4 separate regions of the Homo sapiens genome follow, and regions 2, 3 and 4 are each linked to region 1. The links are chromatin contacts, found by Hi-C or POLR2A ChIA-PET in ENCODE. All regions are on one chromosome and are shown on one strand. Each heading gives the region's core, a stretch centred on a gene start or an enhancer-like site at or near the end of the contact. The rest is flanking DNA. Distances are from core to core; before and after follow the strand shown. Region 1 has its middle 160 kb from the start of LNX1-AS2. Region 2 overlaps DCUN1D4 (defective in cullin neddylation 1 domain containing 4). Region 3 holds the start of DANCR (differentiation antagonizing non-protein coding RNA). Region 4 holds the start of DCUN1D4 (defective in cullin neddylation 1 domain containing 4).

Region 1 (3,034 bases), core at 162-2,661:
GTGGGTGGGGTCTGAGAATTTGCATTTCTGGTAAGTTCCTGGGTGACGTTGACACTGCTAGTCTGGGAGACGGGGTTTCCTATTCTGAGATCCACTGTATTTTTTTTTTTTTTTTTGAGACGGAGTCTCGCTCTGTCACCCAGGCTGGAGTGCAGTGGTGTGGTCTCAACTCACTGAGCCTCCCAAGCTCAAGCGATTCTTGTGCCTCAGACTCCTAAGTAGCTGAATCTACAGGTGTGTGCCACCATGCCCGGTTAATTTTTGTATTTTTAGTAGAGACAGGATTTCACCATGTTGGCCAGTCTGGCCTCTAACTCCTGACCTCAGGTGATCCTCCCACCTCAGCCTCCCAAAGCGCTGGGATTTCAGGTGTGAGCCATTGTGCCTGGCCAACATCCGCTGTATTAATGGCAAGTGCTGCTTTACCGTTAAAACAGGCACAATCCATAGTTGATATCTTGAATTTTGCCAACTATCTTAACTAGGAGTCATATTTCTCATCACAGGAACTGAAGAAAATAATTTATGTTCATCACTCCACTCACAGTGTCCTGGGGACATTATGAGTTCAGTTCAGTCTTCCTTACATGCTGGCTTCCAGCTAGCACTCAAGGAAACGGACTCTCACTTAGCATCCCATTCTCTGGTTATGGTGATCTCTTTGTTTTGATTTATATTATTTCATTATTTTCTGTCTTTTTCCACAAAGATGTTATTTATTTCACCAGCTGTCCTTGCAAATGGACCATGAGTCTGAGCACTGAAGCTGCTGACATTGTAGATTTTAAAGGCCCTTACGTGGAGAGGCACAGGAAACCCGAGAAAATGAAGCACCACGTTGGTTAAAGGGTTTGGGTGTTTCCCTTATTAACAGTGGATGATCATCAAATATAAGAGATCTCCAGACCATCAGAATAGAGATCCTGAAACTGGCAAACATAATCCATACTAGTTGTGCCAGTTATCAACCCATTTCCTCTCAGCTCCAAATGCATCCATCTTTGCTCTATTGGTGGTAGCGGGACTGGACCCTGTAAACATTTCTCCTTTCCCAACTGCCGAAGTGTTAGCCTAATTGTCAATAGAGGGTACTGGGGTGTTGCTGTAAGGTCATAGCAGAGGAAGAGGCTTATCTTCAGTTATGGTGCTCTTACTCTCTTATGGTACAGCTGTCAGCAAACAGGCAGACAGGAGGCCCAAGTCGTTCACTCTCTAGTGAGTTTCTCCTGCACCCAGCAGACCACTTCCTGTAGACCAGCTGTGACCCCTCAGCTGCCTGCAGGTTGTTTCTTATAAGTCAGCTCCAGTCCCCTGGTACCCCAGCTGGCCATGTCCTGCTCTCCAGCTCAGCCCACCAGCTCGCTCCAGTGAACTTAGCCACCCAGTTTCAGTTCCTGCAAACCAGCTGCAGCTTGCCTGCACCTTCTAGAGTGTCTCAACCACCTAGCAAGCTGTTCCTACAGACCAGCTCTGGCCAAACTTTCTGACAAGTTTCTTTACCACTGAGAGGCTACATGTTTCTGTGTCAGCCACAAGATACCCACTGAGGGCTGAATTCAGCCTTGGAGGAGGGACCTTCTTTCATGTTCTTAATTCTTTATGTTATGTTCTCTCCATTCTAGAGGTAGGAGCTTCTTCTCTATATTCTCTAGTTCTCTTTTAGTAGTTAATTGCATTTTACTAGCTCATAATTCTGTATATTACATTTTTTCTGTTCAAATTACTGGTGTGTAGCTATCTCCTGACTAGACCTTACAGAATTGATACCAGTAGTGGTCCTAAAAGACAGACCCTCACACATGAGATTTGGTACTAGTTTGATCATGATTTTAGGCTTCAGTGCAGAGACAATTTCTTTGCCAGTGGGAAATTGATACTAATAATCCATGGCAGGTAATAGCTTTGCAATTAATCAAACTATGGTAATTGTGATGAAGTGCAAACTAAAGCAAGGACTATGATGTTGGATGGATCCTCTGGAGTGTACTGTAGCATTTACAGAAAGCAAATGACAGGCTAAAATTCCTTTAATTTTCAGTTCAAGTCATGAGTGGCAAACTAGACATTTCTAGGGCAGCCCAAAAATAATCTTTTATTTATTATGGCCACAGGCTGATATTGATAAAAATCAAACATAAAATTTAATTGGGAGGCTTGCAGAATTACAATTTCAGTTGGATTCACAGCCTTGCCAAATTTCTGATGTAAAAGATAGGAAATCAAATGGGAAAGCATGAGACACTGAAACTTGGAGTGAGGCATCAGGTTAGAACTGATTCTAAACACACCCACGTCACTCTGAGCCTCCCTTGCTTGTTCTTCTGTGTTTGGGGAGACCACGCTTTCTTTGGTTGAAAGCCCTGCAGTAACCTCCGCTGGGATAGCAATGTTCCGAGGGGATGCTCATTTTCCACAAGACTACAACAACTGCCCCCGTTGCCACTACACCAATAACTAGGTTCAAATCACAGTGTGCCCCAGATCAGGAACATATGATGACCCAGGAGGAAATGACTTATATACACTGCATGATTTTGCTCATATATATGAGCAGAAACCTAAAAAATATATGTGGAGTAGATTTTGTAAAATATAATGCTAGATCATTATCACTATGTCTTTTCTTTGAGGCATAACCAGGGTCCTTTTTAAAAATGAATAAACAAACAAACAAACTTTATTTTATGGAAGCTATGTGAGGATAGCCCTAATAGAAACTAGTAATGTATTATGATCCTGCAGTATTTGAGACAAAATTATATTAGTACATGAAGAGACAGAATGATTACTGGAACAAAATAGAGCCCAGAGAAATACTTAAGTATGAATGGGAATGTGATTTGTAAAAATGGTGACATTTCAGGTAAGGGTCAAATAATAAATAAATCAATAAATAGTGTGACAATAGACTAGTGATCTGAGGGGATAAAAGAAAGAGACAGGAGAGAGAGAGAGAAAAAAAGGAAGCTGAATCCTTACATCATTTCTTACCTAAAATAAATTTCATCTTGGTCTATTTTTGCAACATAAAAAA
Region 2 (2,943 bases), core at 216-2,715, 1.9 Mb after region 1:
TAACCTACTAAGTACAGATAATACATACACCAAGTATTATCAATATATTTTGTATACTGTATGAACTAAAATGGTTCATAATAGAGCACACGAATCTATTTTTAAAAACAAGCCTGTGAAAGCTCCTTCTTTGTACCTAACTACAAATAAGTCCTTATGATCTCTTTGTTGATATGATAAACTATCTAAAAGCCTGCAATTATATTAAATGTTTAATTTCTATGAAACAGAACAATTTAGAAAGCCCCTTATTTCTTCCTAATGTGGAAAATAAAAAAGATTAAAATTAGGCTATTTTAGAGTCGGAAAAGACTTCTTCAAGAGAATGACACATAAGCTAAGAGAGTTGAGAGATAAGCAGGAACTAGATATTTTGGAGAGGTGGGAAAGGCTCTCTGTCTATTAGGAACAGCATAGGCAAAGGCCCAGAAGCAGATGGGAGTATGGTAAGTCCAACAGACTTAAAAGACAGCCACTGTCGCTGGAGTGGATAGAGGAAGTGGGAAAGAGGTATAAGATGATGCTGAGAGGAACATGGGGTCAGTCTCATAAAAGGCTTTTGTAGTCCACAGTGAGGGTTTTTAAAATTACATCCTAGGAACAATGGAGGCCACCTGCCACTATGAGAAAGACCACGATCAGGGCTGCATCTTGACAAGCTCACTCTTGATCTCCATGGAGAAGGACTGGTGGGAAGGAAAAGAGATATTGAGAGCCAGTTAGAGATCTAGTGCCAGAATCCCAATGAGGGGGTCACAGGGACTAGAAAGATACACAAGAAAGCAGTAAACAGGAGTAAGTTTGGGAGGCAGGGCTGAATTCGCACTATAGGGTTAGATTTTCTACTGTAGGGTTAGATTTTTTTAATGGTGTGTATATAATAATATAATATTAATAATAATCGGAGAGGGTCAAAGAGGAGGGAAACTGGGTAACCCAAAAACATAAGGTCGAGGTCCCTGTTCTTCACCGGAAAGAGGGTCAAGGACCAAAGCCATAGATTTGACTGGTAGTTTAGTTTAGTCCTGTCTACGAAGAAGAAGAGCGGTTGTTTGTTTTAACAGATTCAAGAGCAGGAAGCACTCATTTAGATAACTACCCCATAGTTAAAAGAAAATAAAGTTAGCTGTAAACTCTAGGCAGAGCTATGAGAAGAAATGTGAAGTTCTGCAGCATGCCTGGGAGCAAGCCCAACATCCTGGCAAAAAGATGTCCCTATGTTTGAAAGATGCTCAGAGATCCTGTCTGAAATGCAGGAAATGAACAGTTCTTGTGCTTTAAACATAAAAAACACAAGTAATATTACTAACTCTGGTACCCATTAAAAACCTGGGGTTGGGAGCTAATGTTGCCAATACAGAGTTTAATCTGCTTTAAAGGGTGTCTTGAACACACAAAGCCCCTGGACTGGCCCCCAATAGTGAAACAGGCTGCTGAGTCACCCTGTCCAGAACCACAGGTTGCCATCTAGTGGCCACTCAACGTACACATCTTCAGAGGACTCTAGAGCCTGGCTTGGGACATGTAAGCCACCAATGTGACCTCAGAAAGCAGTCACATCTTCAACTCAAGTCTTCCCACATGTTTCTGTGTACCATGTATAAAAAAATGTGTAGAAGTCACAGTGACAGTGCCACGCTTCTAAGGAACACCATTTCCCAACACAAAAAAATGCACACAATGTAAGATAATTTCTTTTTGAGTTTGCTGCTCTAACAGATTTGTAAGGACAGAAATCAACACAGTAATCATCGAAGTTTATAAAATCAGAGGTAGCTTTCCCCTATTACCCAGGAAAAGGCCCCTGCCCCTTCACTTAGTATTTTTCCAGCCCATCATCAGTTTATTGCAGTTAATTAACAATTGTCACTGTTTTTTTTTTTTTTTTTTTTTTTTTTTTTAAGTTTAAGCACCACAATTAGCTTAATTCATCAGACCAAAACAGGAGCTGTGTCTTCTCTGGCAGGGGAATGATCTCAGGAGTGCAAGGATAGATGTTCCCTACCAGCTGCCGGCCTAAGTCCAAACTCTCATACCACCCACGTCCTGCCCCAGGCTCACAGGCCCTAGGGAAGCCAAGCACACAATTCCTCTGAGAGCCCAGGCATAAGCCATAAGCCATACTTCACCACCCTAGTTTAAGGATGCTACCAGAGACACCCAGGAAATGACAGAAATGATTAAAAACTCTGGTTTCACAGCCGATGGGCTTTCTGTTTCTATCACACTCCCATCATACAGTAACCTTTTTTTTTTTTTAACAGCATTTTAACCAAATATAATGAAGGGTCTGAATGTTTGTATCCCCCTGAAATTTGTAGGTTGAAATCCTCACCCCCAAGATGATGGTATCAAAAAGTGGTGCCTTTGTGAGATTATTAGGTCCTGGGGGCAGAATCCTCCTGAATGAGATTAGTTAAGAGACCCAAGGGCGCTTGTTTGCCCCTTCCAACATGGGAGGACCCAGTTAGAAGGCACCATCTATGAATCAAAAAGCAGGCTGTCACCAGACACCAAATCTACGGCATCTTGGTCTTGAACTTCTGGGCCTCCAGAGAAATAAAATTCTCTGGAATTTTATTTATAAGCCACCCAGTCTAAAACATTCTGTTATAGCTGCCTAAATGGCCTAAGACATATATGAATACATAAAAATATTTTGTTCTATACTTGTTAATTCTAGTTTGAGATCAAAATATTTCATTAGATAGGTTTAATAAAATTAAAATGAGCAAAAATAGAAAAGAAATCCAAAATAGAAGACAAAATAGTTTAAAGATCGACTACTTTCTGCCTTTAGAGCACATAAATGATTACTCTCTGGGTTTTCTTGTGTACTAGGTGCACATACTTCACAAATACAATGCTTATTTAGTTACTTTACTGGCATAAAGACAAGTGACCTTATGACTTCTGGATCTTTTGTCTGAATATTGTTTATAA
Region 3 (2,902 bases), core at 239-2,738, 1.0 Mb after region 1:
GACCTTGCTATAGCGCCTAGATAACGGTTCAGGAATGCAGCTGCAGAGTATTCAGGGTAAGGGTCAGCTGCATTGAGTTAGCGGGGGCGGAGTGGTCCTGGGGCAGCCTGTCCCTAACAGAATCCACCTCCGAGTTGTGACAATTAAATGAAAAGGTTGAAAAGGTGAACATGAAGCACCTGCTACACTGCCCTGTTGCCACCAGCATTGTCACTGCTCTAGCTCCTGTGGCACTGCACGGACACGTGGTTGCTACAAGTTAGTACGCATATTTGGCCTTATTAGAGGCACTTTCCTATTGTAACTGAAGGGATAGTTGGCTTAAGTCAATTGAAATACCAGCAACAGGACATTCCAGCTTCAATGGCTTGTGCCTGTAGTTGTCAACCTATAGAAAGAAAAGTTTTAAAATGACGTTTTAACCAAAGAAAACTGAAATGTATTGCTTGTTCTATAAACTGTAAAGAAAATCACAAAGGCGCTCAAGTTGTAACGAAACTTTTTCTGGTTCAGTTGTGACTCCAGACAGGATCCAAAGAGGAGCTTTCCAGTCTCTTCTCTGGGTTTTATGGAGACTTACTTTACCCTTCTGTGTTAGCCTCTTAAAGCACTGGGTCAACCTTAAAAGGGCACAGGAAAGGGTGCTTTGTGATTTTTTTTCTTTGATTTTTACAGGGTTCACTACTATTTTCCGCGTTGCTCTCAATACCTCGTGGATCTCTGCTTCTCTAAGTCTGAAACCACACTAGAAACACAGCTGTTTTGTTTGGTGAGCCCCTACATGGATGTTTCCTTCCAGTTAAGGGGAGCCGGATTCGGACCTTGGCGACAAACAGACGCCGGGGAACCCTCCGGTCCCACTGGCCACGTGCTCCAGGCTGACTCATTCCTTCCCCCACCCCGCTCAAGGCTAGGAACATACCTGCGCTAAGAACTGAGGCAGCTGCACTTCCGCAGACGTAAGAGACGAACTCCTGGAGCTCAAGGTCGGCTGGGGTTGGGTTCCTGTCCCGCACGCGTGGCCCGCCCGAAACCCGCTACATAGTGGCGCGTCAGCCCTGGGGAAGCAAAGCGCAAAATTGTTACGGTGCCCAGACCTGCGCCGGGAACCTCCGGCTGTTCCGCTGGGCGCGGCGCCTGTGCCTCGCGCAGCCCCGGGACGGGCACCGCCGCCCGCCCCCCGGGCCGCCGAGGGCTGCTCTACCCCTCCGTTCTGGCCGCCGGGAGCAGAGGAGCTCGAGGCGGGCAAAGCTCGTGGGGACACCGGGCGAGCCCAGCCCCTGATCGGACCCACGGGCCGGCCGGGCGCCCTCCCCGCGGGAGACCGAAAGCCGAAGACTGGAGATGCACTCACCGCGCAACTCCAGCTGACAAAGAGGCCTGCGACCTGCGACGGGCGCACAAACCAGAGAGGCGGCGCGGGGCGGGGAGGGAAGCAGGAGGGTCGCGAGGCCCGCAGCCAATCCCGGGAAGACTCTGGGCAAGGGCGGGGCGCGCAGCCGATCCCCTGGAGAGGTCGGGTAGCTCAGCCAATCCCGGGAAGATCCTGAGCGGGGCGGGGTGGAGGGCCGCGGCACGCACAGCCAATCCCGGATGGGGCGGGACGGGCCCGGCCATTGGCTGTCGGTGTCCGGGGCCGGCCTAGGTGTGGCTCATGCAGTAGCACGGGGATAAGCCATGTCTGCGCGCGGAGCATCCTTCTCTGAATTAGATTTTTCAGGCTACCTACCAATCCCCGGCGTTGGTGATTTTGGTGCTCTTGGGCCCTAGACCCTTCCTCGGGTGCCCTTCTGGAGAGGGCATCGAGGTTACTCCAGGGTTGGCCTAAGGCCCTGGGATTCCCTTTCTTAAAGCCACACTAATCCGGTGTGTGTTCATCATCTGTGTCCGCCTAAACCGTAAGCTTAAAGAGAAGCCACGACCATGTCTTGTTCAACAAGCTCACTCCCGTGGCCTCTCCTAAAGCTAGAAGGACTACCTCCTTTCCTCATGCTCCCTCTTTATTCATTTACAGAGTCCAATAAGTAGACCATAATCAGCTGGAGGGTAGGAGTTGGGGAGGTTGAGAAGGCAACCATAGCAATCTCAAGGTAACAGGCTCAAACTTGGCAAACAAATAAGTAGAAGAAAATTGGAGTATATGCTAAAAGGAGAACTTCTATTGCTGTTTCACGTACTTACCATCTGCTAACAAATCTAATCCTCAAAATATATTTAATCATCTCCAAATTATAGATGGGGAAATAATTATGTTATGTAACTTGCCCAAAGTCACAGAGCAGCTAGCCAGTGGTAGATCCAGGATTTGAACTCAAGCAGCCTGAAGGCAGAGCCCCTCAAACAACATGCTACCTAGCCTTTCCCCAGGTGTTGGGGGTGGAGCAGGAAGGGAAACCAAAAAATAGCCTACACTTGGTTAACAGATCAAGACAGGCAGCTCTGGTGGGGTGTGGCTTTGTAAACAGAAAGAACAACTCGTCCAGAGCCCCAAGATAAAACAGGAAAGGGCTTTACCTGTTTAAGGACTCCCAGAAATGGAACTTAAGGAGCAGAGTGGCCTGAGATGAGAATGGCTTGGGGCCAGACCATGCAGGAAACCCTGGAAGAGTTTTTTTGTTTTGTTTTGTTTTTGAGATGGAGTCTCGCTCTGTTGCCCAGACTGGAGTATAGTGGCACGATCTTGGCTCACTGCAGCCTCCACCTCCCAAGTTCAAACTATTCTCGTCTCGGCCTCCCGGGTAGTTGGGATTACAGGCATGCACCACCATGCCTGGTTAATTTTTGTATTTGTGAAAGAGTTTATACTTTGTGCTAAGAATGATGGAAAGCTGTTCAAGTGTTTTGTTTGTTTGTTGTGTGTGTGTGTGTGTGTTTTAACAGGGGAATGATAGGATCTGATGTA
Region 4 (3,293 bases), core at 754-3,253, 1.9 Mb after region 1:
AGGCTGCTTTACATTGTGTTGCTTCTTAAATGTTTTCCCACAACCCGTGCGCATGATGGTACAAGACCAAGCATTTATTCCACAAGTAAGGCCACAAAATGCAGGGGGAAATTCACTTGGGGACCAAGAACCTAAGCGTGAAGAGGGCTGCGCCTGGCGTGGGCTCTCCCTCTCCCAAGGGAGAAGGGCTGGGGAGTCGCTCCGTCCCTGGGAACTCAACCGCCTCCCGAGAGCGCGCAGGAGCTGGCCGGGGAATAAAGCACGAGTTGGCCGAGCAGGAAGGCTCCAAGGGCGCGCTGCATGCCGGGACCCGTTTCCACAGTTACCCACGTGCACCCAACCCAACCGCGGCCGGGCGCGGCCGCGACTACAAGTCCCAGAATTCGGCGGGACCGCCTTTCCCCTTCATACCCGTTGACTGGAGACAAACCCTAAAGGAAACCCCTCAAGCGCCCTCCCAGCACGCCTGGGAGAAGTCGCGCCCCCCGGGCGTGGGGCGCGGCCTAGGGCCCGGCCATCCCTCTAAGGAAGCGGGTTCCATGGCACCAACCCCCACACCTGATAGCCAGAAATTAGACAACTGCGTCACAGACTATCAAACCCACGGACTGCCAGGGACCCCGACACCTCCCCGGCGCCAAGCCCCCGACCCGGCCATCAGGGCCCGACCCCTCCGGCTCCCGCTGCTGAAACCCCGCAGCCCGCACCCCTGCCCCGCCTCCTAGTCCCGCTGCCGGAGCCCGCGCCAGCGCTGACCTCGCTTCCCGCCGTCCGGGGGGAACCACGGCCAGTTCCAACCTTAGGGCACTTACCCCGTCTCCTCCACCTCAGCCCCGCCCCCTCCTCTCTCCGCACCCCGAAGCTTGGACTCCCCCCTTCAAGGGACCCTGCCTCGACAGGGAGAGGAAGTACCTCCCCTAAGCACAGTCTGACACCCCCTTAGCCCGGCTCCGGACCGAATCTGGACGTGACAGTCCTCCTGCCCAACTCCGCCCCACCTCCCCTTCCTCCCCGACTAGCTCCTCACCCCCATTTCATATTCTCCACCCCTGCCCCCACTCTGCCACCCCAAATCCTACCCACCTTTTTCTCCTCTTCCTCCCAATCGCCCTACCCTTCCACACCTGCCCCATCTCTTTACCCCAACATCTTCCACTCCCACCACTCTCCGTTACCCACCGCCCTTCCAACGCCCCTCCCGCCCCGCAGGACTCCCCAACTACCATTACACCCCAGTCCCTCCCACCACCTCGCTTTCCCGTTACATCAGCCCTCGTCCAGTCGCCCGCCCTCCTGCCCCGCTCGGCCGCTGCCCCCATTCCCCCACCCCATTGTTCGCCGCCCCCCCCCCACCCCCCCGCCAACCAGCCCTTCTTCCCATTGTCCCCGCCCCCGCGCCCCCCTCGCACTCACCCGCCTTTCTCACGGAGCCGCCCGCACCACTCAGCCCTTTGGAAATCCTCACCCTTGTGCCCCGCTCGCTCGCTCGCTCCCTCCCTCTCCCCGCCGGTGCCACCCCCCCACATCCCCGGCCCTGCCCGCTACAGCCCAACGCTGCCTCCACCTCCATGCACCCCGGACACTCCGATCTCGGCCCTTCATCGCACGTCCAGCCCTCCCTTCCCCCAACACTGAAAGAGAGCCAGTCCCCACCCCCCTCACCTCCGCCCTCCCCGCAGGCCGGTCCCTTCCCCCCACGCCCGCCCCCGCCCCACGCCGCCCGCAGCGTCACCGCCCGCCCCGGCCCCGGGAGGGGAAGGGGTGGTTCCCAGGCAGGGGCTCCCGGCGCGTTTCGGGACCCGAGGCGTGGGGCGGGGACTGCGGGAGCCGAGTGGCGAGTTTGGCAGCCGCCCGGCCCCGGCCCGCTGGCTGGCTCTCTGCTACTCACTGACAGCGGCGGCATCCGAGTGCATTTTCAGGCAGCTCACACCCGGCTCGCCGCCCAGGCTCCCGCGCTCGCCTCGCGGTCCCCCCACCAGCTCACTGCACCTCGGCTCGAAGCTGAGGACCCGCCGCCGGGCACTCCCAGCCCGCCCATCTCGCCTTCTCCATTGGCTAAACCGCGGCTCAGGGGCCGCCCTGCTGCGTCTCTCATTTGACAAAAGGAGTGCCCATAGCGCCGGTCTGGAGCTGGCAACGAGGCCCCGCCCCCCACTGGCCAATACGATTGGTCCTGGGGCCTTGTCTCCGTAACGCCCCTGGCGGAGGCCATGCTCCGGAGCAGCGGGTTGGGCCCGGCTGCTGTCAGTCACCCCCAGGGGTCCGAGAGCGCGTGTAGGGGCGAAGCTGGGAAATTGGTCCACCTTGACCCTGAAACCCCGCCCAGTGGCGGGCGGGATTGGTGGAGCTGGAGACCCACCAAGAAAGATGGGTCGGCGTCTGAAACAAAGCACGCGAAGTGTTTCCCAAAGAATAGAGCAGCGCAGCGCAGTTGGGGGCGGCTCGTACCAGCTGCTGGAAGTAGGGAAATGCGTCCGTCCCTAGCGCCCGGCGCGACGCGGCCGGGTCTCCCGCCACTTGTCCCACGACACTTGTCCAGTTCGCGCCGAACTCGGACTGGGACTTCTCTTGTCAGCTGCTTCCTACCGCAGGAAACTGGATTAAGAATTGCCGCGTCTTAATTTCCAGCAAACCTTCTGGTGGGGAGCAAATTTCCATTTCTCCTACGAAGATCCATCCTCTCCCCACTTTCGAAATGTACTTCTTTTCCAGAGTCCGCATACTTGTTTCGCAGAGTTCGCACACTTCTTTCCTCTAGTCACTAATGTCTGTTAAAGAGGCTTCGAATGCCACGAGCATTGTCCGTCACACACATCTGTATGCCCCAGACATCAGACAGAAATACAGGGCCGCGCTCTGAGCTGCGGACTGAGCCTAACACATGGACGAGTCCAGGGGGCAGACCACCAGCCCGTGAAAGACCCCCGGCGGCATCTAAGAAAACCTGTCACTCCCGCGGAGAGGCCGTCCAGAAATTGAAACTGGCTGTTATTTGGCAGAGGGAGACGTTAATTTTGGTGAATTCTTCTGACCCTAAGTCAAGAATTCGCACCATTTCCATGAGTCCTGCCCTGATTTTTCAATACTTGAAGCTAACTTATCACACCGCATTATGGTAACAGAACAATATTTCGAGATATTAACGGAGGATTCCCCCCACCCCAACCCACCCCCACCCTACCCTGCCTCCACCCTCATCCCAGCCACCAACTCCAACAACAACACACCTACAAGGCATCCCCATATCCTAAGGCCCTGGGCCATCTGGGAGCCTCAAAGAGTAGGTGACACCA

Evidence for each region. Hi-C counts contacts between places; a loop is a spot of excess contacts on that map. ChIA-PET counts read pairs that join two places held with the same protein, here RNA polymerase II (POLR2A). Pooled maps may share reads with other maps.
Region 2: a loop to region 1 is called in a pooled map, with 3 times the contacts of the local background. The contact joins two enhancer-like sites. A Hi-C loop is called at or near these places in 2 of 37 single-sample maps with no recorded cell type and 2 of 50 pooled maps.
Region 3: a map of B cell shows a loop between it and region 1 (14-fold over the local background). The contact joins the promoter of DANCR here to the enhancer-like site in region 1. A Hi-C loop is called at or near these places in 2 of 168 maps with a recorded cell type or tissue (B cell and OCI-LY7), 5 of 37 single-sample maps with no recorded cell type and 5 of 50 pooled maps. POLR2A ChIA-PET finds 5 or more read pairs at or near these places in 1 of 52 experiments (activated B cell).
Region 4: a loop to region 1 is called in a map of OCI-LY7, with 9 times the contacts of the local background. The contact joins the promoter of DCUN1D4 here to the enhancer-like site in region 1. A Hi-C loop is called at or near these places in 1 of 168 maps with a recorded cell type or tissue (OCI-LY7), 1 of 37 single-sample maps with no recorded cell type and 4 of 50 pooled maps.

What each region holds. Positions count from the first base shown.
Region 1 is chr4:53,746,813-53,749,846 of GRCh38, reverse strand. No RefSeq gene overlaps it. Among named protein-coding and RNA genes, the nearest start is that of LNX1-AS2, 160 kb to the right of the region's middle. RefSeq lists enhancers at 1,190-1,239, 1,290-1,499. Within about 2 kb of position 1,411, at least 5 of the 41 ENCODE cell types and tissues checked have a DNase peak (open chromatin) inside an H3K27ac peak, as active enhancers do; they include B cell and OCI-LY7, where a contact is called at or near this core.
Region 2 is chr4:51,894,518-51,897,460 of GRCh38, reverse strand. The region is part of intron 7 of DCUN1D4 (defective in cullin neddylation 1 domain containing 4); the gene reads right to left. Among named protein-coding and RNA genes, the nearest start is that of DCUN1D4, 53 kb to the right of the region's middle. Within about 2 kb of position 1,465, at least 14 of the 41 ENCODE cell types and tissues checked have a DNase peak (open chromatin) inside an H3K27ac peak, as active enhancers do.
Region 3 is chr4:52,710,980-52,713,881 of GRCh38, reverse strand. DANCR (differentiation antagonizing non-protein coding RNA) reads right to left here and starts at 1,488. Exons shown (of 5, transcript NR_145129.1): 1 at 1,355-1,488; 2 at 923-1,058; 3 at 340-388. It overlaps MIR4449 (microRNA 4449), which reads right to left and starts at 1,200; the gene lies at 1,135-1,200. SNORA26 (small nucleolar RNA, H/ACA box 26) reads right to left here and starts at 633; the gene lies at 512-633. RefSeq lists an enhancer at 805-854 and silencers at 1,105-1,674, 849-1,682.
Region 4 is chr4:51,841,863-51,845,155 of GRCh38, reverse strand. DCUN1D4 (defective in cullin neddylation 1 domain containing 4) reads right to left here and starts at 2,003. Exons shown (of 11, transcript NM_001040402.3): 1 at 1,889-2,003. The coding sequence starts at 1,913. RefSeq lists silencers at 776-895, 1,446-1,525, 1,626-1,975, 2,066-2,115, 2,126-2,275.